Linked DNA regions of Homo sapiens: region 2 is linked to region 1. A link is a contact called in ENCODE Hi-C or POLR2A ChIA-PET data. All regions are on one chromosome and are shown on one strand. Each heading gives the region's core, a stretch centred on a gene start or an enhancer-like site at or near the end of the contact. The rest is flanking DNA. Distances are from core to core; before and after follow the strand shown. Region 1 holds the start of PDAP1 (PDGFA associated protein 1). Region 2 holds the start of ALKBH4 (alkB homolog 4, lysine demethylase).

Region 1 (5,791 bases), core at 2,286-4,785:
AAAAGGGGCAAAGTAATTTAACATTGATTTAATTTAGTAATTACTGCTGGAGGTACGACCTCATAATAACCATGATTAGGTTAGTTACAAGCAAGCATTTCAAAAGCTACTTTAAAAAGTAACTTCAGCTGGGTGTAGTGGCTCATACCTGTAATCCCATCACTTTGGGAGGCCGAGGTGGGTGGATCACTTGAGGCCAGGAGTTCGAGACCAGCCTGGCCAACATGGAGAAACCCATCTCTACTAAAAATACAAAAATTAGCCGGGCATGGTGGCGCATGCCTGTAATCCAAATTACTCGAGAGGCTGAGAGGCAGGAAAATCACTTGAACACGGGAGGCAGAGGTTGCAGTGAGCCGAGATCACGCCACTGCACTGCAGCCTGGAAGACAGAGCAAGACTCCAACTCAAAAAATAAAAATAAAAAAGTCAATTGGTAAGTGGCCACACTGTGATCATATAAGGCCAACAGATGCTTGTGGCTTCAGATAAAATTTCCAAAGACAGCATAGGACACGGGTTCACAAAGCAGGATCACACGCCATTTACAAGGAAGTGACAGAAAACAGATGCGGCAAAGACTAATCGATGATACTGAAAAGGAATAGCACTTCCAAGTAAATATATTTTGTATGATTTTAAATATATATCTAACCAAAATAGTAAATAACTATAGGTAGACTATTTGATCTATATTTCATAACCTTTTATATTCGAGTTGGCAAAAACAAAAACAAAAAAAAACACCTTTTCTGAGGACCTTTTCATTAATGTTATCTTATTTTCGGGCACTTACAGTATTTCCCCAAGTTCATAAGCAAACACAACATGTCAGTGTTAGTAGACCACTCTCTTTTTATATTTGCATTTATGCCTGTCCCCTGGGGGCATCTAAGCCTGTGACCCTTGGACCCAGCCCACCCAGACAGGAACTCCCCTACTCACCTTCTCTCATCTTTTGATCTAATTCATCCAGTGTTGGCTCAATCAACTCCCAGCCATCTGGGGGTGCTTTCCGGCTTCTTTTGACTTTAGGCATTTTCCTTCCACAGGATAATCTGCAAAGATCTGGGGGAAAAAAATGAATTGGTTTCTGAGTCTCAAATCCCCAAAGGCCTTTGCCAGCCATTATTTCGGTACAGGCTGACTTCCTTGAGTCAGCATAGGGTCACAGCTATGGGACAGGGCTCAGCACCCAGACTGTGTTCAAATCCTGGCTCTGCTACTTACCCGCTGTGATCTTCAGAAAGGTACTTAACCTTCCTAAGCCTCTGTTTCCTCATCTGTAAAATGGGGATAATGGAAGCTACCTTATGTGGTCATTGCAAAGACTTCATTAGAATTGTATCTATCATGCCTGGTGTATAATGTGTGCCTAAGAGACATTTGCTGTTGTCATTAGCTAACTTCAACTAAAAGCTTAACCCTATACTGGATGTTGGGAACACAGAACAAAAGTTAAGCCTTTGCCCCTTAGAAGGTGACATTTTAGCAAAGAGACAGACAAGAGAAAAAGCAATTACAATAGAGTATAAGGAGGGCTGTGACTCGGGGAGCCATGGGGGTGAGTATTTAAAAAGGCAAAGATGGAAGGTCAGGCACGGTGGCTCATGCCTGTAATTCTGGTCTTGGCCAGCACCTTGGGAGGCTGAGATGGGAGGATCACTTGAGCCCAGGAATTTGAGACCAGTCTGAGCAATGAGGTGAAACCCTATCTCTACCAAAAAAAAAAAAAAATCAAAAAAATTAACTGAGCATGGTGGTGGGTGCCTGTGGTCTGAGCTACACGGAAGGCTGAGGCAAGAGGATCACTTGAGCCCAGGAGGTTGAAAGTCTTCAGTTAGCCATGTTCACACTACTGCACTCCAGCCTAAGTGACGGAGTGAGACCATGTCTCAATAACAAACAAAACAAAACAAAACATAAAATAAAAAGGGAAAGATGACTGTAAAATCAAAGTACCTTAGGATGTGCTTTCCAAGAGTATAGACAGCAGAAAGATCTCTCGTCTCTGCAGTTGCAGGCTTGGATTCTTGTTCAGCTCTAAAAAATTATTCTGTGACTTTCAGGTCACCTTCCCTCTCTGGTCCTGTTTCTTCTGTAAAATGAGGGCAGTGGATTGGCTGATTGCCAAGGTCTCTTTCACACCAAACAACATATTACATAAAGTCAGGTAGTTCCCATACAAGAGGCCGATCCCAATCTAAATAGCAAAGCGTTTTTCAAACCACACAGCATTTCCTTGCTGCCAGAGAGAACCCAGGTTAAGTATTTACCTTTCAGCATAACAGATTCATCTCTCTCAAATTCATTCAGTCACTCCCTTCTGTACTGACACTTTACAAAGACCCACCCCCCCCCCGCCCACAGAGCCTCCTCTCATGAACTCTCTAAAACAACCATATAGAGGAGGAATCAAACTCTATAAGGTAGAATCAGGGTCACACAGCTGAGAATTTGCAAAACCTGACTCTGGAGGGCTCCTGACTCCCAAATCAGTGGTCTTCGCACTAGTCTCCCCTACGCTGAAGCTAAAAATAGGTGAATTCTGGTCTCGGCCCCAAGGCGCATAGTCTGTGACAAGAGAATGATCGCTTTTCTACGACCCAGGGAAATTCGAGGGCCCTGATCCAGCCTGGAAGTCAGAAGAGGCCTCTCGGAGGTGAAAATGGTAGGCGGTAACCAGATCGAGGAGAAAGAGGACGTAGGAGGTAATCAGATCGAGAAGAAAGATGTGCCGGGAGGTGTAAGAGAGATTGGGGCGCTAGGGGAAGGAGGCGAGGAGGAGCGAAGGAAGATAGTGCAGGATTGTAGGGAAAACTCATAAAAAGGACAGCATCTGAACCCAGCTTAGAAAAACAATCAGAACACAGAAGACGTTCCTACCAGAGGAAACGGCGCGAGAATCCTAGAGGAAAACCCCCAAATCTACCGTCCCCTCAGAAGAACGAACGTGGCGCCGCCTCCTCTCGGGAGCTCTCTCCGGCCTCAAGGTCCAAAGCCCGAACACATCCCAGTGGCTGGCTGAGAGTCCAGCCACTCATATCTCCCTCCAGGACGGTGCAGACCACCGGTCTCCCGCCTCAGCCGTTGCCAAGGTAATCGAGAACAGAGGGAAAACACATACCGGAAGCTCCTGGAGCTTGGGTAGCTGCTTCTCGACAGAAGGCTTCCGCTCTTCAGGCGATCTCTAAGGCATGAGGTCCTTGCGGAGCCCCGCCCTACCCGCGCGGAGATTGCGTCATCTTAGGTGTCCTCAGCAATGCCTGTATAGAATTCCAGAGCCGCTGTTGCCATTTGCCCTCACTTCCGGTGGGTGGCAGGCAGGGCCACGCGTCTTCCCGAACGGAGAGACTAGGGGCGTTGTTGCCTGGCAGCAGACGGGCAAGCCTGGACTTAGGCGGCGCGCAGGACGGTCCGACTTCGTGCGGAGGCCTCCCTGAGGTCCGGGTCCTTGCGGCCACTGCGGCCACTGAAGCGGCGGCGGCGGCTGGCCCAGGAGGAAGAAGTCGAGCCCAAGCTATTTCCGGTTCCGGTGTCAGTTCGAGGCGCCGCCGCCGCCGCCGCAGCCGCCGGAGCCGCAATGCCTAAAGGAGGTGAGGGGCGGGCGCCGGTGGCCCGCAGGCCTGGAGGGGCGGCCCAGGTCCGGCTTCCGCTGTCCCCTCAGCCCGTGCGCGTCTCTGAGAGCAGCGCAGAGGGAGGCTGTCCGCACCGGCTGAGAGCCAGGCCTGGGCCTCGACGCCCAATTGTCCCGATGGGGAAACTGAGGACTGTGGTGTCCCAGAGTCACTCCGTCAGTGGTCTGAGGAGTTTCGGAAGCTCTGGGTCCTCGCCGGCCTAGAAAGCCGGATCTAGGATGCGCTTCTCCGGGTCTAGGGGTTCTGGAATTTATCCCACTCTTTGGCTGGCTAGGAACTGAGTCACCGCGTCCCGCGCTTGTGCCGGGCCCGCCTGCCTCTCGCGTAAAACGTGGGCTTTTTCTGGCTTCGGTTCAGCCAGGCCTGCCTAGGAGGACTTAAGGAGATGCCCATGAGCCTTCCAGACCTGGTTTCGACTCCCCCGTTCGGTAGCGGCTCGGTGTGTTCCTTTGAGCCAGTCGCTCCACCTCCTGTGTCTCCGTTTTCTCATTTGCCAATGGGAATAACGATTGTACCTACCTCTTAGTACTGTTGGGAGGCTTCAACTAGGTAATCCACGTGGAGTGCGCAGTACAGTGCCAGGCAGTCGTTAAAAGTGCCCAGTGAAGCAGTAACTATTCTTATTTTTAAGGCTTTGCCAGCTCTTGATCTTGTAAGTAGGTTCATGACTGCCCAGTCCATTGTAGCCCGTCCTCTATCTTCTAGCCCGTTCTCTATCCTGTTTCCCCCTTTAGAATCGATAGTCCCCAGTTTGAATCCCAGCTATGTCACGTCTAATTCTGTGGCCCTGAACAAGTTAACCTCTTCCTCATCTGAAACACTGGGCTAATCCTTAGCTTGTTGAATTGGGGCCGGGGTGGTAAAATTATAGCGCTCATAAAGTGCCTGGCCACCTCCTGGCACAGAACAAATATATTTGTGTTGGTAGCTCATGTGTTATATTGGTTAATGCACTCAACCCACAGAAACATCTGCCTGTAGCGTTTTCAAACCTAAATCGCTTCCTGACTCCAGAGATAATTGGGCATTACAGAGCTAAATGTGTTTAAACCTAGCTCTCTACTGATTTATTCTGTGGCTGGAAAAGTCTCTCTGCTATTGTTCCCCAGTCCCTTCATCTGTAAAAGGAGGTTGCTGAATGAGCCATCCTCCCTCCGAAGTTTTACTTAATGGATACTTTGGGTAAAGGTTGGAGGTTACAACGATAAAACCTTAAATATGAATTCATAGCTAAATGGTCTTTGGGCTTGTGAAAAGCTTTTTGGGGTAGACAAGGTTTACATTTTCTTGGGTTAATCTGAAAACCACAAAAAACCGTGAAGGTGTTAAAAGTATCAAACTCCCTAAGAGCAAAGGACCAACGCTTGTTTCCATTATGTTAAGTGCAAATCGTTTTTTAAAGTCTTGAAGAGTCTACTATAAAATTACTGTGGACCAAGCTAAGGTCAGGGTCCCATAGCCAAGTGCATGAGAGGAGAGCCTATAGTAATCAATTTTGAGTTGTTACTGTTGCCTGGTGTATTAAGAGAGCAAGAAAGGGTGTTGGTTTTTTTCTTGGCACACTTGCTCTCTCACAATAGGACTTTAATAAGCATAGACTTAGACACCCCTGGGAACCTAGGTAGTCATTAAAAATGGGTGGTGTGATCTTTAGCAGCCCAATTATGGCTTTGCAGCTGCTGTAAGGAATCAGAGGAGGCCAGTATCTCTGCTACCGCCTCTGGAGTGCAGAGCAACTCTGGCTGATTACAGAGTCTCTGCTCACAGAGACAGACTATGGAAATCAGGTGGGCCTCAGCTTCCTGTGTGGAAGTTGAGGCCACAGCCACCCTTGCATACTTGGGGACCAGCAGAGGGGGATGCCACCTTGCTTTAAAACTGGCTGATGGCTTAAGCAAGGGTCAGCCTGGTGTTCTGGCTGAAGAGGGTCAGACTATAAAACTGACACTTTAACTGCTAGTCACATTTTTAACTTTTAGACTGTGTAGTCAGGTTTGTTTTCATCTGTACTTTGCCAGTCATTTCTTAGTCTAAGCACAAAGTTTTTGCCTGTAGGTTTGGGTTTCTTTTTTTTCCCTTAAGTATTCTCTTTTTGCCATACTACTAAGGTGAACACAAGGTATTTTATTGTGTTTCCAACATCTGCAGTAAAT
Region 2 (5,791 bases), core at 1-2,500, 3.1 Mb before region 1:
GAGCCTGAGCCCAACAGAGTCCTGGCCCCAGGTATGAAGCTGGTGGGAGGCTCCCACTTACCGTCAGGAAGGGGTTGCCCTCCAGGCTGAGTTCCTCGAGCTTGGGGAACTGGCACAAGGCAGTAACATCCCCCAGCTGGTTGTTGGCGCAGCGGAGGACACGCAGGTGGGACAGGCCCAGGTTGTCCGGCAGCGTCTCCAGGTGGTTGTTAGACAGGTCAAGCTCCTGCAGCTGCGTCAGGCGGCACAGGAGTTTGGGGTCCAGGTGCTCGGAAAGCAGCTCCAATCCTGACAGGCTGGAGTTGGGGGCAGAAGGCTTAGGGGGCGGGCAGGCTTTGCACCCTACACCAATCTGCCCCGGGTACCTCAGAAGGCTTTTTCACCTGACATTTCTCGTACAAGTGTAGCCGCCCCGCCCATCCCCCCGTTACTTTATTTTTAGAGACGGGGTGTCACTCAGTCGCCTAGGCGCGATCATAGCTCACAGCTGCCTCCAACTCCTGGGCTGAGGGATCCTCCCGCCTCAGCCTCTCGAGTAGCTGGGACTAGAAGCGCGCGCCACTACTCCCGACTCCACACCACTTAACAAAAAAAAAAAAAAAAAAAAAAAAAAAAAAAAAAAAGCTGCAACTACTTTAGGACTCGGGGGCATCCTAGCCCCCTCTAGGATGCTCTTCCTGATCCTTCGGGGGCTCGTCTGTGCTTCCCAGGCCCTCTAACGATAGCGGCAGGCTGTGCCCCTAACTGTCCGGGCTCCCTTCAGGGGATGAGGCCCCTCGGGGCTCCCGGCGAGCGGGTGGGGCCACGATCTCCCAACAAGAAGACATTTGGACCACTCTGCCGAACCCAGAGGGCGATAACGGGGACAAGCGGGCCGTTGGGGAGGGTCCCCGCTCTTCTCCCCGACCGCCCGGCCCCGAGGACACAGCCTCACCCGCTGCCCGGCTCTTACTCCAGACTCCGGATCTTCCCCAGCCGGTCGCTCTTGGGGCGCCCGCGCTGCATTAGCAGCCGCGCCGAGAGGGGGCCCATGGCGAGGAGGCGCAGCCCGCGCTGACCCAGTCGGCCACCCCGGCGTGTGGCGTCGCCCTGCGTCTCCTGGAGCCCGGCACTGGCGTCCGCGGTAACTGAGCCCAGGAGGCGGCGCCGCGCGAGCCCGTGGGCGTTAACGACCGGAAGGAAGCGGAACCCAGGCCTCGTGCCCCCGCCCGGCGCGGACTACAACTCCCAGCGGCCCCCACGGCCGCGCCTGCGCACTGGCCACGCGGACGGCGCGATGGCGGCGGCTGCCGCCGAGACCCCCGAAGTCCTTCGGGAATGCGGTTGCAAGGGCATCCGGACCTGTCTGATCTGCGAGCGGCAGCGCGGCAGTGACCCGCCCTGGGAGCTGCCCCCAGCGGTAAGGGGTGGGAGAGGGGCCGCGCCCACAAACGTCGCTCTGCATCTGGGGAAACTGAGGTCCAGCTTGGCCATGATAGGGGCCGGGATCGAAGCCTGTGAGGGACCCTTACGGTAGGGGTGATGCAGGGTGAGGAGATGAGGGCTTTAAGGAGCGGGCTTGGGAGTGGGGAAGGAGCTGGAACGTGGGTGGGTTCGATTACAGGTCACCTCGGGGACTCTGGGGGGATCTGCCTGTAAACCTCGACGTAGCCTCTCGGGTCTGGCGCTGGGAGCTTCACGGGCCTGCAGGGAGATGACACGGAAAGGGTCGATCGAGGGTGCTGAATACCAGTCCAACGGTGCCTGAAGGCCGTGGACTGCAATGGGCAAGGAGACAGTGAATTCCAGTTAACTAACGAAAAGGAACTCAAGGATCGCTGCAACCCAGGAGCTGGAGGCTGCAGTGAGCTATGATCGAGCCACCTCACTTCAGCCTGGGCGACAGAGCGAGACTCTGTCTCACAAAAAGAAAATAAATAAAAAAAGAAAAAGAACTCAGCGCCTTTGGGCTGGCATGGAAGGACTGTGGTTGGTTGCAAGGGCATTCCAACCCAGAAAACTGCGTGGGGTAGGAAGGTGGATTGGTGATGCCTCAGGTGAGAGAGATGAGGCTGGAGAGGTTGTGGGGGGGGGGAGGTCTGATCACAGATGCTCCCCGGTGCATCAGCTGAGCAGGCTGGACTTGTCCCAAAGGCCCTGGAGAGCTCTTGAAGGGTTTTAAAGGAGTGATGAAGTCAAATGTGAATTTTAGAAAGATCCTGGGAAGGGAACGGGCAGATATGAAGGTGTGGAGGCTGGTAAGCCAGTGAAGACTGCCCCAACGTCCATGGTAAAAGTGCCCAAGGTCCTATGGAAACAGCATGGCATGCCTCATGAATTAAACATAGAATTACCCATGATCCGCAATCCTGCTTCTGGGTATATATCCAAAGGAACTAAAAGCAGGGTCTGGAAGAGATATTTGCACACCCATGTTCATATTCACGACATTATTCATGACAGCCCAAAGATGGAAGCAAACCAAGCATCTATCAAGATACCTGGGCCGGGTTCAGTGGCTCACGCCTGTAATCCCAGCACTTTGGGAGGCTGAGGTGGGCAGATCACCTGAGGTCAGGAGTTTGAGACCTGCCTGGCTAACATGGCGAAACCCTGCCTCTACTAAAATTACAAAAACTTGCCGGGCTTGGTGAGGCACATCTGTAATCCCAGCTACTCGGGAGGCTGAGGCAGGAGAATCGCTTGAACCCAGGAGGCAGAGGTTGCAGTGAGCCAAGATCGCACCACTGCACTCCAGCTCAGGTGACAGAGCAAGACTCCTTCTCAAAAAAAAAAAAAAAAAAAAAAAAAGAGATGACTTGATCCACAAAATGTGGTGCATACACATAGTAGAATACTATTCAGCCTTAAAAAGGAAGGACAGGCCGGGCACAGTGGCTCACACCTGTAATTCCAGCACTTTGGGAGACCGAGGCAGGCAGATTGCCAGAGCCCAGGAGTTTGAGACCAGCATGGGCAACATGGTGAAATCCCACCTCTACAAAAAAATTAACCATACATGGTGACACGTACCTGTAGTCCCAGCTACCCAGGAGGCTGAGGTGGGAGGGTTGCTTGAGCCTGGGAGGTCAAGGCTGCAGTGAGCTGTGATCACGCCACTGCACTCCAGCTTGGGCAACATAGTGAGACCCTGTCTCAAAAAAAAAAAAAAAAAAAAGGACATTTTGACATATGTTACAGCATGGACGAACCTTGGGGACACGATGCTAAGTTAAGGAAGCAGTCACAGAAGACAAATACTGCATGATTCCTGTTGTGTGAGCTACGTAGGGTAGTCACAGGGACAGAAAGTAGAAGGGTTGTTGCCAAGGGCTCAGGAAGGGGAGATGGGGACCTGTTGTTTAATAGGGAAAGAGTTTCAGTTTTGCAAGATGAAAAAGTTCTGAATGGTGGTGACGGCTGTACAACAATATGAATGAACTTAAGAGTTTTAATTTGTGGAAGGGGCCAGGTGCGGTGGCTCATGCCTATAATCCCAGCCCTTTGGGAGGCTGAGGCAGGAGGCTCGCCTGAGTCTAGGAGTTTGAGACCAGCTTGGACAACATAGCAAGACCCTGTCTCTACAAAAAATTTAAAAATTAGCTAGGTGTGGTGGTGTGTGCTTGTAGTCCCAGTTACTTGGGAGGCTGAGGTGGGAGGATTGCCTGAGCCCAGGAGGTCAAGGCTGCAGTGAGCTGTGAGCGCCACTACACTCCAGCCTGAGTGACAGAGCGAGACCCTGCCTCAAACAAAAAAAAAGAAAAGAAAAAAATTGCGGAAAGTCTGACCCGTTCCAGTGGCCATGTGGAGGTGACATCTTCCCAACCCGATGGCTATGGAACAAGGAGAGTGAGGTATCCAGGATCTCAGGGCACTGGGGCAGTTCCTCACTGGCTTTCCAGCCTCCACCCTTCATATCTGCCCCTCCCCCCTCCAGATCTTTCTAAAATTCACATTTGACCTCGTCACTCCTTTAAAACCCTTCAAGAGCGCTCCATGGCCTTTCGGACAAGTCCAGCCTGCTCAGCCGACACACGGGGGACTCCCAGTTTTAATGTTTCCCGTGGGAGGGCCCCAGGAGCAGGAGGAGATAGTGCCAATCTCAGGAGGGGTCTGAGCTGGAGTCGGTGGCTGGAAGTAAAGCATTGGAAGGGGCTGAGGTCCCTGGAGGGAAGAACAGAGAAAGACAGCGGCCCACAGTGAGTGGCAGCCCAGGGTGTGAGGAGCCTGGAGATGGAAGAGGAAGAGGAGACAGGCCACAGAGCCCAGGGCTGAGTTCTGGTGGCCTCCGAAGTCCTCACTGGGTGACTCCGGCCAGAACCTCCACACCTCCTGCCCATGATAGTTATGGTACCTTCCTCTTGGGGCTGTCCTGGGGATGAAACTAGATAATCCATGTAAAATGTTCAGTGCCACAGATGCAAATACTGGCTATTTCATTGGCGAAACTCTTTTTTAAAAATTTACTATTGGCTGGGCATGGTGGTTCACGCCTGTAATCCCAGCACTTTGGGAGGCCAAGGCGGGAGGATCACAAGGTCAGGAGTTCAAGACCATCCTGGTCAACATGGTGAAACCTCGTCTCTACTAAAATACAAGAAAAAAATTAGCTGGGCATGGTGGCGCGCACCTGTAGTCCCAGCTACTCGGGAGGTTGAGGCAGGAGAATCGCTTGAACCCAGGAGGTAGAGGTTGCAGTGAGCCGAGATCGTGCCACTGCACTCCAGTTCTGGTGACAGAGCGAGACTCCATCTCAAACAAACAAACAAACAAACAAAAAGTATTATTATTATTTTCAAGATGGGGTCTCACTGTGTCACCCAGGCTGGTGTCCACTAGCACGATCTTGGCTCACTGCAATCTCCACCTCCCGGGTTCAAGGGATTCTCCTGCCTCAGCCACCTGAGTAGCTGGGATTACAGGCATGCACCACGACGCCCGGCTAGTTTTTGTATTTTTAATAGAGACGGGGTTTTGCCATGTTGGCCAGGCTGGTCTTGAACTCCTGACCCCAGGTGATCAGTCCACCTTGGCCTCCCAAAGTGTTGGGATTACAGGTGTGAGCCACCGTGCCTGGCCTGGTTTCTAGACTTTCTTTAGCATGGGGGAACCCTTAGAGTACCGCCAGGCCTCGGGGTTGGTGGCAGAGCAGAGAGGGACATGGGGTGGGAGTTGAGTGACAGCCCAGGGTATGAGGATTGAGGGGTGATGCTGGGTCTGGAAAGGTGCCCTGAGGACAAGAGTGAGGAGAAGGGAGGTTGGGACACTGAGGAGCTCAACTGAACGCTCAGCTCTGTAGGGAAGTTGGCTGCCCTCCTAGGTGACCCTCACGCTGGTGATAGGCACGGGCCAACCCCTGGGACACCGGGGTGGCATCAGCAAAGACCTAAAGAGATTAGGGTGCACAGATTCAAGGTAGTCAGGCAGTTTGGGGCCTCCTGGAAGCAGCTGAGGAGATGGGAGTGCAGGAGGTGCTGTCCAGCCTCGGGCTGGTTCCTTAACTTTGCTGAGCCTCCTTTGTAAAATGGAGAAGGAAAAACATGTTGTACAAACCCTTCTCTTTTACAGGGGAGGAAAGTGAGAAAGGAAACCAATCAAATTCGTGTTAGCTCAAGAGGGCTGCGGGCCTTCCCCGGTCAGCCTGGGGCAGAGGCTCTGCCTGCACCTCCCCCTAGACTCCAGCTGCCTTCCACAGTGTCCTGAGGGGAGGAATGAGCCATCAGAGGGTCTCCTGAGGGCACACAAGTGCCAGGGGCTGCCATGGCTCCAGGATGTGTCTTTCCTTTTTTTTTTTTCTTTTTTTTTTTTTGAG

Evidence for each region. Hi-C counts contacts between places; a loop is a spot of excess contacts on that map. ChIA-PET counts read pairs that join two places held with the same protein, here RNA polymerase II (POLR2A). Pooled maps may share reads with other maps.
Region 2: a loop to region 1 is called in a pooled map, with 7 times the contacts of the local background. The contact joins the promoter of ALKBH4 here to the promoter of PDAP1 in region 1. A Hi-C loop is called at or near these places in 1 of 50 pooled maps. POLR2A ChIA-PET finds 5 or more read pairs at or near these places in 3 of 52 experiments (GM10248, activated CD8-positive, alpha-beta memory T cell and endothelial cell of umbilical vein).

The regions. Positions count from the first base shown.
Region 1 is chr7:99,406,341-99,412,131 of GRCh38, reverse strand. PDAP1 (PDGFA associated protein 1) reads left to right here and starts at 3,535. Exons shown (of 6, transcript NM_014891.7): 1 at 3,535-3,596. The coding sequence starts at 3,584. It overlaps BUD31 (BUD31 spliceosome associated protein), which reads right to left and starts at 3,163. Exons shown (of 6, transcript NM_003910.4): 1 at 2,887-3,163; 2 at 1,963-2,098; 3 at 946-1,068. The coding sequence starts at 1,039. MIR12119 (microRNA 12119) reads right to left here and starts at 2,960; the gene lies at 2,868-2,960. LOC124901707 (a long non-coding RNA gene) reads right to left here and starts at 187. Exons shown (of 2, transcript XR_007060451.1): 1 at 149-187. RefSeq lists an enhancer at 3,107-3,496 and a silencer at 3,707-3,766.
Region 2 is chr7:102,460,322-102,466,112 of GRCh38, reverse strand. It overlaps ALKBH4 (alkB homolog 4, lysine demethylase), which reads left to right and starts at 1,250. Exons shown (of 3, transcript NM_017621.4): 1 at 1,250-1,399. The coding sequence starts at 1,277. It overlaps LRWD1 (leucine rich repeats and WD repeat domain containing 1), which reads right to left and starts at 1,129. Exons shown (of 15, transcript NM_152892.3): 1 at 953-1,129; 2 at 62-296. The coding sequence starts at 1,032. MIR5090 (microRNA 5090) reads right to left here and starts at 371; the gene lies at 287-371. RefSeq lists enhancers at 1-201, 479-578, 202-728, 858-1,507 and a silencer at 919-1,348.